2 separate regions of the Homo sapiens genome follow, and region 2 is linked to region 1. The links are chromatin contacts, found by Hi-C or POLR2A ChIA-PET in ENCODE. All regions are on one chromosome and are shown on one strand. Each heading gives the region's core, a stretch centred on a gene start or an enhancer-like site at or near the end of the contact. The rest is flanking DNA. Distances are from core to core; before and after follow the strand shown. Region 1 overlaps BTBD9 (BTB domain containing 9). Region 2 holds the start of BTBD9-AS1 (BTBD9 antisense RNA 1).

The links. Hi-C counts contacts between places; a loop is a spot of excess contacts on that map. ChIA-PET counts read pairs that join two places held with the same protein, here RNA polymerase II (POLR2A). Pooled maps may share reads with other maps.
Region 2: a loop to region 1 is called in a pooled map, with 2.5 times the contacts of the local background. The contact joins the promoter of BTBD9-AS1 here to the enhancer-like site in region 1. A Hi-C loop is called at or near these places in 3 of 37 single-sample maps with no recorded cell type and 4 of 50 pooled maps. POLR2A ChIA-PET finds 5 or more read pairs at or near these places in 1 of 52 experiments (BJ).

Annotation. Positions count from the first base shown.
Region 1 is chr6:38,424,472-38,430,636 of GRCh38, forward strand. The region is part of intron 6 of BTBD9 (BTB domain containing 9); the gene reads right to left. Among named protein-coding and RNA genes, the nearest start is that of BTBD9-AS1, 54 kb to the right of the region's middle. Within about 2 kb of position 3,525, at least 2 of the 41 ENCODE cell types and tissues checked have a DNase peak (open chromatin) inside an H3K27ac peak, as active enhancers do.
Region 2 is chr6:38,479,339-38,485,503 of GRCh38, forward strand. It overlaps BTBD9-AS1 (BTBD9 antisense RNA 1), which reads left to right and starts at 2,258. Exons shown (of 2, transcript NR_144472.1): 1 at 2,258-2,448; 2 at 2,729-3,189. The region is part of intron 6 of BTBD9 (BTB domain containing 9); the gene reads right to left.

The DNA of each region.
Region 1 (6,165 bases), core at 2,275-4,774:
GTGTGAATCTGAATGAGTTATAAAAGTTATAAAAAGTATATTTTTAAATTTTTTATTCTTTTTGAGATGGAGTCTCGCTCTGTCGCCCAGGCTGGAGTGCAGTGGCATGATCTCGACTCATTGCAACCGCTGCCTCCCGGGTTCAAGAGATTCTCCTGCCTCAGCCTCCCAAGCAGCTGGCATTACTGGTGCACACCACCACGCCGGGCTTATTTTTGTATTTTTAGTAGAGACAGGGTTTCACCATGTTGGTCAGACTGGTCTCGAACTCCTGACCTCAGGTGATCCACCTGCCTCAGCCTCCCAAAGGCCTGGGATTACAGGCATGTGCCACCACACCCAGCCTATTTATCTTATTTTATTTTTATTATTATTATTATTATTTGAGACAGAGTCTCACTTTGCTCCCCAGGTTGGAGTGCAGTGGCACGATATCGGCTTACTGCAACCTCCGCCACCCAGGTTCAAGCAATTCTCCTGCCTCAGCCTCCCGTAGCTGGGATTACAGGCACATGCCACCCAGCTAATTTTGTATTCTTAGTAGAGACAGGGCTTCACTATGTTGAACAGGCTGGTCGTGGTGATCCACCTGCCTTGGCCTCCCAAAGTGCTCGGATTACAGGTGTGAGCCACCGTGCCCGGCCTTTTTTTTTTTTTTTGAGTGAGAGTCTTGCTCTGTCATCTAGGCTGGAGTGCAGTGGCGTGATCTCAGCAACCTCCGCCTCCCAAGTTCAAGTGATTCTCCTGCCTCAGCCTCCTGAGTAGCTGAGATTACAGGCACCTGCCACCACGCCTAGTTAACTTTTGTATTTTTAGTAGAGATAGGGTTTCACTATTTTGGCCAGGCTGGTCTCAAACTCCTGACCTCGTCATCTGCCTGCCTCGGCCTCCCAAAGTGCTGGGATCTCAGCTACTCAGGCGGCATAAGTCACCGAGCCCAGCCCTAGTTCTAACACTTATAACACTAGTGTGACAGTAAGCAGCACATTTAATTTCTACCAGTTTCAACATCTCATCTAAAAATGAGAGGAATTATGTGGGATTCATTTTAAGCTCTGAGATTCTACGTGTAAAGTACATATAGGGAGAGAGAATAGGAGAGGGAGTTCTAGTTTGTCCCTTGCAATCACATATTATTTAAGGATAAACCCAGGCTGGACATGATAGCTTATGCTTGTAATCCCAGCACTTTGGGAGGCTGAGGTGGGTCCTCCTCACTTGAGCACAGGAGTTTGAGATTAGTTTGGGCAACACAGTGAGACCCCATCACTACCAATAACTAAAAAAAAAAAAAAATTAGCAGGGCTTGGTGGTGTGTGCCTATAGTCTCAGCTACTCAGGAGGTGAAGGTGGGAGGATTGCTTCAGCCTGGGAGGTCAAGGCTGCAGTGAGCCATAATTAAGCCACTGCACTCCAACTTGGGTGACAAAGTGAGACCCTATCTCAAGAAACACATACACACACACACACACACACACACACACACAAACAAAAGCAAGCCCAGACCAGAAGCTATAAAAGCAAGCCCAACCAGAAGCTACGTGTGTCATAATTCTTGATGTCTTTACAAAAAGTAGGATCAGGATGGACCTCCAGGTGGAGAGGAGGGGCTGTCCAGAGCTGCTTCAAGCCTGTTCCCAGGGGATGCAGTAATTAATGAAGAATGTTTGATGTGGTATTGAGAAACAGGACTAGCTGGATTTCCTAGGCCGACTAAGAATCCCTAAGCCTAGCTGGGAAGGCCGCATCCACCTTTAAACACGGGGCTTGCAACTCAGCTCACACCCAACCAATCAGAGAGCTCACTAAAATGCTAATTAGGCAAAAACAGGAGGTAAAGAAATAGCCAATCATCTATTGCCTGACAGCACGGCGGGAGGGACAAGGATCGGGATATAAACCCAGGCATTCGAGCGGGCAACGGCAACCCCCTTTGGGTCCCCTCCCCTTGAATGGGAGCTCTGTTTTCACTCTGTTTCACTCTATTAAATCTTGCAACTGCACTCTTCTGGCCCGTGTTTGTTAGGGCTCGAGCTGAGCTTTTGCTCGCCATCCACCACTGCTGTTTTGCCGCCGTCGCAGACCCACCGCTGACTTCCATTCTTCCGGATCCGGCAGGGTGTCCGCTGTGCTCCTGATCCAGCGAGGCGCCTATTGCCACTCCCGATTGGGCTAAAGGCTTGCCATTGTTCCTGCATGGCTAAGTGCCTGGGTTCGTCCTAATTGAGCTGAACACTAGTCACTGGGTTCCACGGTTCTCTTCCGTGACCCACAGCTTCTAATAGAGCTATAACACTCACTGCATGGCCCAAGATTCCATTTCTTGGAATCCATGAGGCCAAGAACCCCAGGTCAGAGAACACGAGGCTTGCCACCATCTCGGAAGCAGCTTGCCACCATCTTGGAAGCTCTGTGAGCAAGGAACCCTGGTAACAGTATCATGTCTAGACAAAGAGAGAGACCATCCAGCCTCCAGTGTCCCCTGAAATGTCTCAGTGAAGCTTCAATTCCCCATCTCCCCAGATTCCCAGGTAGCGATTCTACGTTCTGTATCCTACATCCTAGGCCTGTAGGACCTCTCTGCCCTCCACAGCACCCTGATACCCATGTCCATTCTCCTGGACAAATAACCAAGAAACCACTGTACCTCTATCCCTTTATGGCAGTGCAGTTCAGCCATAGCTGAATATTAAAATCATCTGAGGAGCTTTAAAAAAAAAAAAAAAGCTGATGCCATGCTGAGTATGGTGGCTCCCACCTATAATCTCAGCTATTCAGGAGGCTCAGGCAGGAGGATTGCTTGAGCCCAGGAGTTTGAGACCAGCCTGGGCAACACAGCAAGACCTCCATTTCGAAAAAGGAAAAGAAAAAAGAAATACCGATAGCAGATGCACCCCAGACCAATTTCATTAGGTTCTCTGTGAGGTGAGCTCTAGGCACTGGGCTTTTGTAAAAGCTCCCCAAATGATTCCAGTGCACAGCTGGAGCTGAGAAAAGTACGCACCAGGGAGCTGGAGCAACCATATACTGCATGGGCTAGCCATGCACAGAAAAGATGCCTCCCTAGAAAGGAAAAGAGGAAATCCCTGCAGCTAGAAATGCTGGAGTTTTGTTTTTCTAACCTGTGTGTCAAAGTATTTGTGTGTGTGCTTATCAGTGAACCAAAAAGATTAAATTATAGTGGTCTCAAAAAACACCCCTGTCAACAATCAAGATAATTATAGGTAATGGAGAACTAACAAAAAGAAGAGAAAATCCACAAAGATCTGTTTCCACTGCATAAAATAAATATGAATTGCATTCTCTTAGGTCAACCATTCTCTACTTGACTAATTATAATGCAGCACAATAACGATGAGGTATGTTATTACCTGTACTGTGTTAACTAGAGTAAGTTTTATTTGATTGCAAGATTAAACTGTTCCTGTATGCTTAACCTTCATAGTTAGTTACTCCTGAACAGTGTAATGTTTGAGGGAACATTGCTCCTGGGCACTAGAAGTGTTAATGTTCAACATTTGCATAAGTCAAGGTACTTTTCTATATTTGCATAAAAAGAGGTAAGCAGGCCCCTTCAAAGGAATGAGGAACAAAGAGCAGCTACTCTGAGGGCTGAAAGTTCTAGGAAGGGAGCTTTTTGGGTGAGGGGGATAACAGTGGGGCAGAACAGGCACCAAAGATTAACGAGATATATCCCTGACATTTGAACATCAAAGGTGCTTCATGAAGGACCTTTTAAAAGGGGACTGAGAAGTTTGAAGTGGTCACTCATGCTTCTTCAGGAGTTGGGCCCTTGAAAGGAAAAGCAGCATTGCAATAGAATAGCACCCTGGTTGAATTGACCACTCCCATCTTTAGGCCCCCAAAAACCTTTGTACACAACTCTATGTTAGCATGTTAGCACTTGCTCTATTAATGCCCCACCCCCACCCACTCCCAACTAAAACTACGTTCTCTGTTGCCCAGGCTGAAGTGAGTGGCATGATCGCGGCTCACTGCAGCCTCGAACTCCTGGGCTCGAGTGATCCGTATTAAAGCATTTTTTTGGCACACTCTATAAGGTCCTTGAAGACACAGGGTCCATGACTTGTTTCTCTTTGTTTTCTCATGCATTCCCAACACCAAGAACAGTGTTTGATACAAAGCTCTCAAAAATGAGTAAATGAATGAACCAATGAATGGTTCCCAAACAACTGTTAAATAATACAGCTTATTCAGGCATTGGAATGATTTTTCGTTTTTTCTTTTTTTTTTTTTTTGAGATGGAGTCTCACTCTGTTGCCCAGGCTGGAGTGCAGTGGCGCGATCTCGGCTCACTGCAAACTCTGCCTCCCGGATTCACGCCATTCTCCTGCCTCAGCCTCCCGAGTAGCTGGGACTACAGGCGCCCACCACGCCCGGCTAATTTTTTGTATGTTTAGTAGAGACGGGGTTTCACCGTGTTAGCCAGTATGGTCTTGATCTCCTGAACTCGTGATCTGCCTGCCTTGGCTTCCCAAAGTGCTGGGATTACAGGCGTGAGCCACTGCGCCCGGCCCCAGAATGATTTTTCATTTGACTCTGTCATCTACTGCATTAGTTCTTTCCACTTGCCTATTATATTTTCTTCTAGGTTTCTGGTCAGGAGAGAGCCAAGAGCAAAATCCAGTGATACCCCATTAGATACTTCATGGGCATCACTGATTCAAGAACCAACAACTGGGCTGGGCATGGTGGCTCACGCCTGTAATCCCAGCACTTTGGGAGGCTGAGGCAGACGGATCACTTGAGGTCAGGAGTTCAAGACCAGCCTGGCCAACATAGTGAGACCCTGTCTCTACTAAAAATACAAAAATTAGCTAGGCGTGGTGGCAGGCACCTGTAATCCCAGCTACTCGGGAGGCTGAGGCAGGAGAATCGCTTGAACCCAGGAGGCGGAGATTGCAGTGAGCCGAGATCGCACCATCGCACTCCAGCCTGGGTGACAAGAGCAAGACTACGTCTCAAAAAAAAAAAAAAAAGAAAGAAAAACGGATTTGAATATAATTTTACCACCCTATTGAGCACCTTGCACACATACGTACTTAAATGTTAACCTATCCTTCCTCTTATTTGCAAAACGTCATAAGAAACTCCATCAAATACTTGGCTAAAATCAAGTTACACTGCATCTACAGTGTTGCTCCAATTTTCCAACAATAAAACCCTAAAGGAAAATCTATTTCGGAATGACTTATTTTCAGAAAATTCAAGTTGGTTACTAGTGTTACGCATTTTTTCTCAAATGCTCAGAAACTATCAGGTTAATTGCTAGTTCTAGAATGACTGCCAGGGACAAAAGCCAAGCCTCTTTGCATAGAGAATTTCTCCTTTTGGGGGAAAAACAATCACATATAATATTAGGCTTCTTGCTAAAAATTATGCTGAATGAAAATTCCAAAATCAGATCTGAAAGTTCTCTGAGCTTCCTGGGATGTAATTCAGCAGAACCTAGAGATCAGAATTAATTTAAAGTGGAAGATACTCATTTAATCTCCCTTTGATTCTCTTACCTACCCTGGGCTCCCATATCTTCTCAAACATGTTTGTTTTTTCCTTTCCTGTTTGAAGACCAAACTCCTTACTGAAGAAAAGTAAAGTAAGGTAGGAGATTATAATTCTGTTTTGTCACTGATAGCAAATAACATCAGATGATTTTTCCTAGGTAGGTACTATCCTTTTCCTTACTTTTTTTCCTTATTATTCAGAATGTGGCTTTAAACTTTTTTATTTTATTTTATTTTTTTAGAAATAGGTTCTCCCTCTGTTGCCCAGGCTGGAGTGCAGTGGCATGATCATAGCTCACTGAAGCTTCGAACTCCTGGGCTCAAGGGATCCTCTTGCCTAACCCTCCCAACTAGCTGGGATCACAGGCTTGTGCCACACCACACCCAACTTATGTTTTATGGGTTTTGTTTAGAGACAGGGTCTCATTATGCTGCCCAGGCTCATCTTGAACTCCTGGCCTCAAGCAATCTTCCCACCTTGGCCTCACAAAGGGCTAGGCATGACCCACCGCAGCTGAAAAAAAAAAATTTTTTTTTGAGACAGGGTCTTGCTCTGTTGCCCAGGCTGGGGTGCAGAGGCATGATCACAGCTCATTGCAGCCTTGAACTTCTGGGCTCAAATGATCCTCCTGCCTAGGCC
Region 2 (6,165 bases), core at 1,008-3,507, 54 kb after region 1:
ACAGTGTAGATGGGAAAAAATTGAAAGATAGAAAGGAGGAAGCATAAAAAAAATCATTTCCTCAATGTTAGTAAAAACATAAATTGGTTACATGACAAACATGAGGTGGTGACTATGTTAATGGTACAATGGCAAAGTTATTACAATCTTTGGAAGAAAAAAAAAATCCCATTTCTTCACAACTTTCCAACATTTTAAAATCCAAGCCCAGGCTTGAATCACTGCTTTATGAGGTAACACTCCCTTTCTGACTGCATCCGTGTGACTGGGCCACCAAGTCCCACTGATGTAGTTGGTATTACTACTGCTCAATCAACACCTCTCAGAACAACAACTTTCACTTCAGAATCCAAGCCTCAAGTTATAGGGGGCACTAAAATCTTTTTTTATTTTTATTTTTATTTTTAAAAGACAGGATCTGGCTCTGTCGCCCAGGCTAGAGTGCAGTGGCGTGATCTCGGCTCACTGCAACCTCCACCTCTCGGGCTCAAGCAATCCCGCTGCCTCAGCCTCCTGAGTAGCTGGGACTACAGGTGTGCACCACCATGCCCAGCTAACTTTTGTATTTTTGGTAGAGAAAGGGTTCCGTCATGTTGCCCAGGCTGGTCTGGAACTCCTGGGCTCAAGCGATCCTCCTGCCTCGGCCTCCCAAGGTGTGGAGATTACAGGCATGAGTCACTATGCCCAGATGAGCACTAAAATCTTTAAATAAACGCTCTTTTCTATAGACTGCTAAGAGAAATAGAAGGGAAAAAAGCAATACAATACTTAAGATTTACTGGAGAAGTACTACTGGGAATTGAGGGGAGAGTGTACTCTTTGGAAACAGATAAACGTAGCTCTGAAACCCTGCCTTGCTCCTTGCTAGCTGCATGATTCTGAGCAAGCTTCTTGATACTCAGCTTCCTCATCCATAAATACGGGGAGCAATGCACTTCCTTTGCAGGGCTCTTGTGGGCTGAGAGACAGCATGCATTCAACACTCAGAGTACCTCTCCTTTGTCGGTGCTCAATAAACAGTAGCTCATCTCTGCCATTCCTGGAGTTAAGGCAGAAGACCCACAGTACAGCACTCTGCTTAGGAGCTCTTATGAAAGTGTAGGTCAGATTGGTGCAAGTCCTGTCAAATGGGCATTGGTGGGTTACACAATCTGCTTTTAGCCTCTCATTTAAATTAAGCATGGGCCAGAACATCAAACTCTTTTCAAGAAATCAGTGCTGTAACTGGGACCCTGAGACTACCTCCATGCAAAGTAGTATATAAGTAAAAAGCTCTAATTTTGCTTGTAGCTCAGCTATAGAACACGCCAAAACCCCCCACCAAACCCACTGTTCTAAGTAATGGAAGTGTACTCTGAGAACCATCTGAAAAGAAGCCTGACAACTTGCCTGTCTTATTCCCCACCTGACCTCAATCTTTCTTCCTCTGAGTGGATGATTCCAGTGCCAGTTTTAGATCCAGTGCCTACCCAAGATTTGGCGCTTCCCAAACAGACTGTAGTGTTGGTAGACAGCATATAGCCATCACACAGGCTGACACTAAGAGATAGTGGGTATGAATGTGCGCTCTGTGCAAAATCCTCATGGGGAAGGAAGGCAACACCTGGGTACCTTTGGCAATGTAAAAATTCCCTTCTTTTAAAAATGCTCTTTAAACAAAGAGCTTTATATCTAGACTCAAAAATGCCTTTCCATCAGTATCAGCTTCTCCCAGGTAAAAGGAAGTGAAGACAGAAACAATGGAAATCCCATTGAGTAGGGAGAGGCAAAACAGAAAGGTTTATTCTAACGTGAGAGGAGCCCATGATGATGTGAAAGGGAAAGAAGAGAGAAGAATGGCATATAACCTGGAAGATTCAAGTACATTCACAGATAGATACTTTCCCAAGGTGTGCAGGAATCTAGCCCTTCTTCAAGGAGACAACCATAGCATCATATAATTCAAATTAATTCCTTTCTGAATGAGAGCTGAGTAACAAAGACAAAACTTGGCAAGATGGCACAGCACAGTGAGTGCAAAATTGTATTCCCAGTTGATACTTGGTGAGATGTTAGGTTGTCAGCTTAATGTAAAATAAAATGAGGCCGCACATCGTAAAGTGTTTTGAAAAGTAAAAATCCAAGGGAGATAGGAAGGCAGCATTTTAATGAGTCTAGAGAAAATGAATTCCAGGGTGAGCAGCTCTGCTCACGACCTCTTTTCAGTTGGTATCCCATAGGCCTCTGGGAAGCGGGGCACATGAGGGAGGGGCCAGTGCCTGCCTCCACACTACCCCCTCTCCCCTAATGAGGCTGGCAGCACCATTTGCTAGCACCTGGCAGATGAGAGAGAAAGAAAACCTGGTGTGGAGACCCCCATCCATTAAAGGCAAGAGAGTGAAAAGTGGGAGAGAAAGCTCCCAAGTTCAACAGCAGTGACCTAGGGTCATGCAGTGAGGACTTACAAAGGTATAAAAGCTTCTTTATTCAGGTGGTTCCTTTCAGCGCAACTTATTTGATGATGCTTAATGCAGGCAGTTAAAAGAACAGTTCAGTTGGATATAACTTACAGTACGTCACACAAATCTGGAGTGCCCAAGGAACATTAGTTTCAGGGAACACACTGAGATTATAACCAGCCTTTTTGCCAGGGGCAGCTTGTAACTCAGAAAGTCATGTTTCATTTAGGATGTGCTGTATAATGTTGAAGGGGAAAGTAACTATTTTGTTTTGTTGTGTTTCTTCCCAGTCCAAGAAGAAAGCATTTGGAGAAGTGCTACACATGCTCAACTGAACTTCCTGTCAAATTGTTCTCACTCGTTTGGGCACAAGTCTGCTTAAGCCATCTCTCATTAACATTTACTCTTGCCCGAAGCCCTCTACGCCCCCAACCCCTGCTAATCTTCCACAAGCAAGCTGATCACACTGGGATCTCCTTTTCCCAGACACGTTTGATTCTCACTTTCTCCTGAACCTAGAAATGTGCTTCCCACCAAAGCATGCCAGGCACTAACTCGTCCCTACTGAAAGGGGCTGTTAAAAGCTCATCTTCTTTCCAGATGGTAGTGAGGTGTGAGGTGATCCTTTCTCTTTCTTTTTTTTTTTTTTTTACTTTTAGCTACCCCTCAATTCTGGTGTTCAGTAACAATGTATTCCACTTAAAAGAGAGAAATCATATTAATTATTCTAAGATATAAACACTTAATTTTATTCATGCTCTTGAATTACTTTCCTTTCTACCGCATGTTTGTGTAGCTGTTATATGAGTCCTTTCTACTGATGTAGCTGTCATTCCTTCAACTCAGTTCTTGCCAAACACTGAGCTATGTCTGGAGATACAAAGATAACTACTCTTGTTGAAGAGATGCCAGTTTAGTGGGGGAGACAGACATGTAAACAGATCTGTATCTGAGATAGATGGCCTGGGTAGGAAAAGAATATATATAGCACAAATAACTCAGTGGACCTGCAAAAACAGAGCTTGAGGCCATGATATACCACAAAGACCCACCAAGGCACAAGCACTGTCAACATGAAGGTAAGGCTTCCATTTTTGCCTCTTTCAATCTGGGTACATCTATTCTACATACTCTGCCTTTCCTCCTGTTACAGGAAAAGAAGGAACCTCAATTCTACCTAAAGTCAATCTTCTCCTTGAGCTAGAGATCCAGCCCCTCTCCCATAATGAGGTACACGGCCCCTACAAAGATCCACTCTCCTGCATTATCAAATCCTCCCTCCCTGTGGTATCATTCCAGTCCACACACACACATACCTTAACATCATCCTCCCTTGACCCTAGGTCCCCCTCCATCCTCTTCATCATTTCTCTGCTTCCCCTCCCAGTGATACTTTATCTTCTACATGTATTGCTACCCCTATTCCCTCAGCCTCTATTCCCTTCTCCCTTGACTCCACTGAAATGGCTCTTAAAGGACGCCACTAAGCTCTATCTTGCTACAACCAGGAGTCGATTTTCTGTTACCTACTGCCCTCTCCCATCTCCCCTCCTCATACCGAAAGACTGACTTTTTAAGACTTCCATGAAAATGTTGTCCTTGTTTTCTTCCTGCCTCACTGGCAGCTCCTTCCCAGTCTCTTGTATTCACTTTTCCTTGCCCACCTGCTGTCTGGTCTTCCCTATAGTCCATTCTCACACTAGATCACACTAGAGTTATCTTTCAAAAATCTCAACTACCATCACCTGGTTTAAACCCTTCTATGGTTTCCCATCATCCTTAGAATTCGACACTATCAAGTCCCTGTAGGACATGGCTCCTGTCTATCTGTCTGCCCTCATTGCTAAACATACCTTCCTCCCAACACCCTACAGACTATCTACCCACCAGATTTCAGAAACACATGGCCTTCTTTCTGTTCCTCAAAAACCCCAAGCTAGTTTCTACTTCACAGCCTTTACTCTTGCTGTTCCCTAGCCTGGAACACTTCTCCCTTAGATTGCTGCATAGCCAAGCCAACTTCTTGTAATTCAAGTTTTGGCTCAACTCACTTCCTCAGAAAGGCCTTCCCTGACCGTTCTGCTCAAGTGCTCCTTCCCCAAACTCAACCACTGGCTAGCTTATTCCCCCATTCCAATTTTGTCAAACTATGACTAGTCAGTATCACATTTATTTCTTTACATCTCATTTTTCTCTCTCTCCTACTACAATGTAAACTGCGTTAAGCAACAACTTAATCTCGTTTACTGCTATATGTCTACTTCCAGGCACAGTGTTTAGTATATTGTGGGTGCTCCGTAAACATTTTACTCAATGGATAAATGAAATGACGATGAAATCCTTGTTTAGAATCCTGTGTTCAGCTCTTTGCTCTTCAACTGTAGACATGCACAGAAGCATAAAGGTGAGACATAATAACTAGTGCACAGGGAAATCAGACCTATGAAACTAGAACTAGAATTACTAAGGAAGTGTTATATTTTTATTCTTCAGGGGTAATCATTAGTTGTTTTTTAAATGTCTAATGAGGATTAAATAAAAAGAAATGGATTAAAGGTTCAGCAGATGGGCAAAAGTTCTAGAGTAGATAAAATGTGGGTTAGATTTATAAAAACACTTCCTGGGACTGACTACTATTTGAGATTATAATCAGTTCCTGAAGAAGAATACTGGATATCTTTTTAAAACAAAAAGAGATAACAGTAATCCTTTATCAACTGAGTGCTTCCTTTGTACCAAGACCTCTGCTAAGGCTGTTTTACAAGCCTGATCTCCTTTGACATTTGTAGCAACCCTATGAGACAGGTACAGGGATAGCTGGGAGATGTCATGGGTTCAGTTTATGACCACACAATAAAGCAAGCCACACAAATCTTTTGGTTTCTCAGTGCATATAAAAATTACGTTTACACTGTATGGTAGCCTATTAAGTGTGCAACAGCATTATGTCCAAAAAAAGTACAGATTATTAATTAAAACATACTTTATTGCTAAAAAATGTTAACAATCATCTGAGTCTCAAGTGAGTCATAACCTTTTTGCTGGTGGAGGATCACGCCTCAATGTTGATAGCTGCTGACTGATCAGGGTGGTGGTTGCTGAAGGCTGGGGTGGCTGTGACAATTTCTTAAAGTAAGACAATGATGAAGTCTGCTGCATCTATTGACTCTTCTTTCATGAAAGATTTATCTGTAGCATACGATGCTGTTTGACAGCATTTTTACCAATAGTAGACCTTCTTTCAAAATTGAGGTCAATCCTCTCAAACCCTACTACTGCTTTATCAACTAAGTTTGTGTGACAGCCTAAATCTTTTGTTCTAGAATCTACCATTTCAACAATATTCACTGCATCTTCACCAGGAGTAGATTCTATCTCAAGAATTCTATCTTCACTTTCTTTGCTCATCCATAAGAAGCAACTCCTCAACCATTAAAGTTTGCAGCAATCCAGTCATATCTTCAGACTACACTTACTGCTGTTAATATTTTGACCACCTCTCACGAATCACAAATATTCTTAATGGCCTCTAAATGGTGAATACTTTCCAGAAGGCTTTCAATTTGCTTTGCCCAGATCAGAGGAATCAAAAGAATTTGCCATCAAAGGAATCACTATCTATAGCTATAAGCTATAGCCTTACAAAATGTATTTCGTAAATAAGACTGGAAAGTTAACATGATTCCTTGATCCACGGGCTGCAGAATGGATGTTGTGTTAACAGGCA